Regions from separate parts of the Mus musculus genome. Here region 2 is linked to region 1. The links are chromatin contacts, found by POLR2A ChIA-PET in ENCODE. All regions are on one chromosome and are shown on one strand. The core of a region is the stretch at or near the end of the contact, and the rest is flanking DNA. Distances in the headings are between cores, read along the strand shown.

Region 1 (3,597 bases), core at 761-3,260:
AGGGCTAAACAGGAATATAATGTGAGTTTTACAGAGTTAGCTCCAAGGATAACAGCACTTTCTGCTCCTTCAGAGGACCCACATTTGGTTCCTAGTACCTTCTGGGGAAGCGCACAGCTCCTTGTAACTCCAGCTCCAAGGGATCTGACACCACCTACGGATCTCCATAGGTATTCCTATCTATGTGTCATAAACTCATGCAGACACACATACACAAATACAAGATAAAATTAATCTTTAAAAAGATTTGTCCTTACATTAAAAGTAAAAATAGGTAATGAATAACATGCTATTCAATTATACTCTGAATATCATTCACATGTAAACAATATAAACATATTTTTATTTTTGAATATATTTATATTTTTATATTTCCTTACTCCTCAAAGTTATTATATATTTTACTCTTACAACACACCTCCATGCAGTTGAAACACACTCAGGTGCTCAGAGCCACAAGTTGACTAGCAGTTTCCATATTATACCACTAAGCACCCAAATAAAAGGTCTGTTACCTCCGTAGTAGGTTCAGTTCATCTTTGACTCTTCTTTTGTTCATCACACAAATCAAGGTACAAAGAGTACAGCAAACAGTTTTGATAACTTTTGATTGGGATCATGGAACAAGTAATAAACCCAAAGAAATGCAAGGAAGAACAGCTTGGTCATAGTGCCAGATATCAGGAATATGGGTAAGACCTATTAGTTTATTTCAGTAATTCAAGAGGAAACAGCCAAGCACCAGTCTTACTCTTTCTGTGCTTTTAGGAATTTATTCAAAGCTGTCACAAATAACAGCATCTAACACTGACTGAGAGGCCTCTGTTCTAAATAGCCTGTCTTCATTAACCCGTTTAATTTTCAGAACTCTCCAAAATATAGACTATTATCTCCATTTTCATAAGAGAAACTGGGGCCTGAGGCACTGTCGTGACATGCCTATAAGTAACAAGCTACATAGTAGGGCAAGCGAATTAAGCCAAGGCAACTGCAGCCCTTAGCTTGTCAAACTACAACATTCTGCTCTTTCTCCTAGTTTAAATACATGGAAATCTCAGGAGCCTGAGTGACTGAAATTGAAAAGGTATGGATTCTCCTGTGTCCAACTTGTGTACAATGAGCCGCAGTGAGCAACTGAGGATAGCTATGAATGCAGCCCAACACGGACTCGTAAACTTTGAGACTTTTTAACTGGAGGGTAGAGGCGGTAACTCAAGTATGAACTTGGTAGGTGGAGACCTCATGTTGCAATGTCAAAAGGCTGGACACACCTGGAACCACTATTTCCTGCCAGCCAGGTGAACAGGAAAAAAGGAAAGACAGAATTTCTGTTCTCAAGGAACTAGGGCAAAGCATCCCAAGTTATTACTATAAAACTAAATAAATAAATAAATAAATAAGGGAGTGTTCATTTCAACTTTTCCGCATGATTAAAGTGTTTACAAGAAACCCCTAGGTGTCATGAAAACTCAGCTGCTGCACTTGTGATCGTCAGAACGATTTGCAAAAATAACAGTGCGGTCCCAGAAGTGTAGACTCTGGAGACAGCTCAAGTCAAGCAAGCTCAGGCAGCAGTCTTTCCACACACCCACCTGCACCGTTACGCACTCCCCTCTCGCGTCCTGGACCCTGAGGGCGTCCCGCACGCGCATTTTGGCAGACGCGCGGGGCCTGGGGCAGGAAACGGAGGAACAGAGGCGCAGCGCGCCGAGCAGGCGCCGGGCCCCGAGCATGGCGAGACCGGACAGGGTTCCACGGGATGCCGGGCTACGTCCCGGCTCACAGTCCCCGAGAGCAGCCTTTTTCAGCCGCGCAGTCCTGCCGTCATGCGCTCCTGTCGCTCTTCCCTCCGCGCCCCGAGCAGTTCCCACGGGACCCCACCTCCGCGTCCCGCTCCCGAAAGCACAGAAGGTTCGACTACACGGAACACAGCGGTCAGTGTCACACCGTACATGGGACCGGAGTGCAGACCCAGACTTAAAGCACGTTGCAACTGAGCTACGTCACCCCGTGCTCGCTCTTCCGTCATCACGCTGGGTGGAGTCTGAGCATGCGTGATTGTGTCCGGGAGCTCGTGAGGCGCCGCACCGGTAGGGGCGGTGCAGGAGCTGAGGTGGGCGGGGCTAAGGCGCAAGGGCTGTCTCAGGTTTCTCAGAAATAGCTACTGTTGGGTCATCTCTAGGGAGACTGAGGAATACTTGTGGGCAGTATTGACAGATGCAGAAGGCAAGTGTCTGTGCAGAGTCTTAGGGGTGGAGAGGAGTTCTGAGCTCTGGGAAGTCAGTCTCCAGACGTAGTACCTGCTGAAGTCACTGTTGGGTGGTAGCCAAACAATTCGTTGCTTAAAAAGGAGCTTTGCCTGCCAGAATGGGCAAATCTTTTCTCTTACTTGCATTTGTTTGAAAAGAAAAAAATGGCCTTTGCATATATTCAGCTACATTTTAAGTTTACACAAAAATATTTTTTCGTAACTCAGTGAGACACATGATAATGCTTTTATCTAGTTAAACAAGAAAAGGTCAAAATAAGGACTAATTAAGTTGCCACGATGAGACACCATACATAGTCCTGTTCATCAAGGAGCTTATGATGAAAAGATGTTGGTTGGGGAACAGAGACAGAGAGGGAGAGATAGAGACACAGAGACAGACAAAGAGACAGTGAGACAGAAACCGAGAGAAACCATCACATTATACCCAGCAAGAGCACACATAGATATGTGTGTGGTAAGTGGAGTGGCGACCCAGAGAAAGAGATAATTAGGCTGAGTTTGAGGAAGGTTAGAATTTTTCCAGATGAGAATGTCAGAAATTTTCCTGTAAGAGGAGGACAGGAAAATCTGCTGGGAAGGAAAATGGCCTGAAAGAATTGTAAAACTCTTCTCTGGACAGACTTGAAAATATCTCCAATAAAAATACTTTGGGGCACTTCTGGAACCTTGAGAAAGGAAAAATCAAAAACTTGTAGCCTTCCAAATATGTAGAGATAGCTTATATCTTAAAGTATAAAAGTATATTCGATACCCCCCCCAAAAAAAAAAGTGAAACCAGCAACCAGCAAGCTCAATTTCTCTTCAGGTTAATTCTTCTGTCTCATCTTTCTTCCTCCTCTTTGCTCTGCTAAGTCTCAGGGAGACTATCTTCCTCTACTTAAGGCAAAGGGTTAATTAGGAAACTAAGCAGAGAACCATTGTTCAGTAACTCAAGGGAAAGGGACCCCAGTGGGTAAAATGGGAAATTAGCAGTGGGTAATCTAAAGTGTGTAGTGAAAGCTGATCACTGCCTGCAAGCTTTGTGCTCAGACCCAACTGCTCCCGTTTATCCTTTACTGTGTTAAATTCTATCTTCTGATTTGCTTTCAGTGTTTGGATCCACACGTCTGCCTTTAGATTCATCGCCTTCCCGATAGCAGCAGGAATGACATTTCTAACGTGAATGTTGTACCGTGCCAGCCATAATGATAGGTAGAGTGTCACAGAGTGGCTGTTCCCTGCCAAGAACTCCTCACGTCTTAACTCCATCATCACAGTCACTCTTGCTTAGAAGAAACTGAAGTTTAGAGTTTTTGCCGTATACCCCAAGTTACTTACAGTCTTGT
Region 2 (3,597 bases), core at 359-2,858, 34 kb before region 1:
TATATCTGTATTATTCATAGTTGACAAAACTAGGAAGCAACTAAGACACCTTTAGAAGGTAAATAAGCTGCTGTACACTCGGAGGCTGGAATACAGAGGAATCCAGCACGTAAAAGAAAAGAGCTGTCAATCTCAGGAGGGATATGGACGAACTCTGAATGAGTTCTACACTTCAGCCAGTCTAAAAAGGCGTCATATTGACTGTTTCAACTAAGTCATGTACCTCACAATTATGTTTTAGTGAACCAAAGACTCCATGTACAATATAGATAGTCCCCTGAGACTGTAATGGGCTGGGCACGGTAGCTCATGCCTATAACCCCAGCTAAGGAAGTTAAGAAATAGGAGTGTAAGGTAAGCTTGGCTACAGGGGGCATTGAGACAGTTTGACTGCAAGAGACCTGTCTTATTACTTCTCTATTGCTGTGCTAAGACTCCACGACCAAGGCAACTTACAAAAGAAAGCATTGATTTTAGGGCTCAGTGTTTCAGAGGGTCAGAATCCATGACCATCATGTCGGGAGCATGGCAGAAGGAATGGCACTGGAATGTATCTGAGAGCTTGCATCAGAGCCACAGCAAGTGGGGGAGGGGCGACACATGCAAGCATGCAAATGAGGAAGCTAATTAGGAATGCGGTGGGCTTTTGAAACGTCAAAGCCTGTCCCCAGTGACACACAGACACACGCATCCCTGAAAACATGGACCCCAAAAATGGAAGGTCTTTATTAGTGGAGAGAGAGATTCATGATGTATTTTCTTTCATGGAAATCTCTAATAAAAACAAAAACCAGAACAAGAAAACAAAGACACCAGCAAGCCACAAATGCATTTCAGGAAAGACCAGCTCAAGAAGAGCCTCAGGTAGGTCTTTCAGAAGGGACTCAGAAGTCACACTGTCATAGGAGATGTCTCAAGACCACTGGACTATGAGAATGTTCCCTAGAAAAATAATATCAATTTGTAGGAAATGTAGGGAGACTTTCTCCACAATCTCCCAGGTCCCTACTGTCATTCACTCATGATTGATTTCCTACACAAACCAGACATAAGCTACCTCGTTAATACCTACCACTTTTTATCTCCTTTATAGATTGAGTCTCAGTGTAAGATTTTATTTAGACAAAACCTTTGGGCAAATATATATGAAACTAATGCAACAAATGACATTAAAATCTTTCCCATGCTACTCTATGGGCCAACCAACCTCTCCCTGGTCATATAAAAGTTATCAGAGCAAAACACTTTCCTAGGTTATTCTGCTATTAGAAGCTAAAAAAAAAAGCATTGAAAGAAACAGGAAACTAAGAATCACCAAACATTTTAGGATGCGTAGAACCAGTGACCTTTTTATTTTTATTTTTTAAATCAAGGTGTAAAACCCTTTGCTTCTTTAAGGATTTCCAAGAAAATATTAAACAAATGTTTTGAATTGCCTCCCAGTTATCTGTTCTCACAGCAGAACAAATATAGCTGAGTAGTTTCAGTCTCGAGGGACTGCTGTAGAAAAACCCACACAAGTCAGCTGTCTCCCTGTGAAGTGCAGGGAGGAGAAGCCAGCAGCAGCGAGCTAACCCTGGAAAAGAACGCAGTCTGTGACGGAAAGTTTACTTAACCTCCACGGCAGCTGAGCGAACGCTCACAGGCTGGCTACTCAGCCCCTTTGCTTTTCCTGTCCTCTACTCTGTCCCCTCGCCCTCACTTCTGTTTCCTCATAATCCCAGAATGGAAAAGTTGAGAATATAATGGGTAGAGCAGCAGCATGCCACACAAGCCTGAAAGGTCTACAGACAAAACTACGTGCTGTTGCCTGTTTATTCCAATCTGCAACTTCTCTTCAAGATCATGAAGGAAATGTCGAATAGTACCCATCTTCACTCACGCTCCATGCCCGGGGGGTTTGGGGGGGGGGGGGGTGTTAATCTCAATTGAGAGATTCCAAGAAGGCTAAATTGATACCTGTAACCCCGATGATGGAGGCAGGGGATCCTGAGGGCTCCCTGGACATCCAGTCTAGTTAAAACAGTGAGCTCCAGGGTCAGAGAGACACCCTAGCTCGGAAAATAAGGTGTGGAGGTGATTGAGGCATGCACACACGGACATAAGTTCACCACACAGGTGGAGGTGAGGGAAAATTCTATACTTTGGAATGCTTTATTATAATGTTTCATGATACAGATATAATAAAGATTCAAAAGGACCTGAGCTATAACAACTTAGACACCACTGCTTAAAATGGAAATATTAAGTGTTAGGTCAAATGCCATGCATAACCTGTTTAGGGTAAGATCAGTACTAGAGTCCAGGTTCTCAGACAGCAGTCCAATTACTAGTACTTACACTCCAGCTTGTTCCTATAGTGCTTGCTTTTCCATAATGCTATGATGAGGGCAATGGTATTCAGAATGATTTTTTGTTTTGTTTTCTTTTAGATGTGGTTTCTCTGTGTAGTCCCGGCCAGTCCCGGCTGTCCTGGAACTCACAGACCAGGCTTGCCACAAACTCAAAGATCTGTCTGCCTCTGCAAGATTAAAGAATTAATCCGTGTGATTAAAGTACTAGGATTAAAGGTGTGCACCACCACTGCCAGGCCCAGAATGAGTCTATAAAAATCATTCCAAAGAGCCGGGAGTGGTGGTGCACGCCTTTAATCCCAGCACTCGGGAGGCAGAGGCAGGTAGATTTCTGAGTTTGAGGCCAGCCTGGTCTACAAAGTGAGCTCCAGGGCTATACAGAGAAACCCTGTCTCGAAAAAATAAAAACAAACAAATAAAAACAAACAAACAACAAAAAAAAAAAAACCATTCCAAAGTATAGAATTTTCCCTCACCTCCACCTGTGTGGTGAACTTGTGTCCGTGTGTGCATGCCTCAATCACCTCCACACCTTATTTTCCGAGCTAGGGTGTCTCTCTGACCCTGGAGCTCACTGTTTTGACTAGGCTGGATGTCCAGGGAGCCGTCAGGATCCCTTGCCTCCATCACCGGGGTTACAAGTATCAATTTTTTACATGGGTGCTGAGGATCTGAACTGGGGTCCTTACATTTGGGCAGCAATCAATTTACCAAGTGAGCCATCTCCCTAGCACCAAAGTATAGAATTTTGAGCATTTAAGGACAAACCTTGCTATGCAGTCTCCAAGGATTTACAGTTTGGTAATAGGGAAATAAAAGATTCCTATCCATCTGTGCTTAAATAGGCTTCGGGAAGTGCTACAGGAATTTGTCCTGACAAGTCCTTAGAGGGCATCGTAGAATGAAATGAAGACCAAGGGGAACAGGAGTGGCAGAGAACTGCGCTTCACTTTGCCAAGCACGTTGTTAACAAGACTCCCCCTGCCTAGCCACTCCAGTAAGTCCAGCCTCCTTCTGTGTTTCAGTTGCTACAAATGTGTATCTTGGTATACACTGAACTTTCTGCCTTAGGATTAGGGCCATCTGCATTCCAGAACACCCACCAACAAGAACACCCATGCTCAGCTGAGAGAGGTTTCATCCTGGCAACTGTTGCTGCACAGGAAAGGAAGTTATGAGCTCAGACTGTAAACTGTCTGCTTTCCTGCTGAGCGGCTGAGAAAGAACAAGACAAATAAAAGAC

The links. ChIA-PET counts read pairs that join two places held with the same protein, here RNA polymerase II (POLR2A).
Region 2: POLR2A ChIA-PET joins it to region 1 with 22 read pairs in embryonic stem cell. The contact joins the enhancer-like site here to the promoter of Nars2 in region 1. POLR2A ChIA-PET finds 5 or more read pairs at or near these places in 3 of 5 experiments (Patski and embryonic stem cell).

Annotation. Positions count from the first base shown.
Region 1 is chr7:96,949,940-96,953,536 of GRCm38, reverse strand. Nars2 (asparaginyl-tRNA synthetase 2 (mitochondrial)(putative)) reads right to left here and starts at 2,010. Exons shown (of 14, transcript NM_153591.4): 1 at 1,593-2,010. The coding sequence starts at 1,733.
Region 2 is chr7:96,983,987-96,987,583 of GRCm38, reverse strand. The region is part of intron 5 of Nars2 (asparaginyl-tRNA synthetase 2 (mitochondrial)(putative)); the gene reads right to left. Among named protein-coding and RNA genes, the nearest start is that of Nars2, 34 kb to the right of the region's middle. Within about 2 kb of position 1,608, at least 1 of the 3 ENCODE cell types and tissues checked has a DNase peak (open chromatin) inside an H3K27ac peak, as active enhancers do.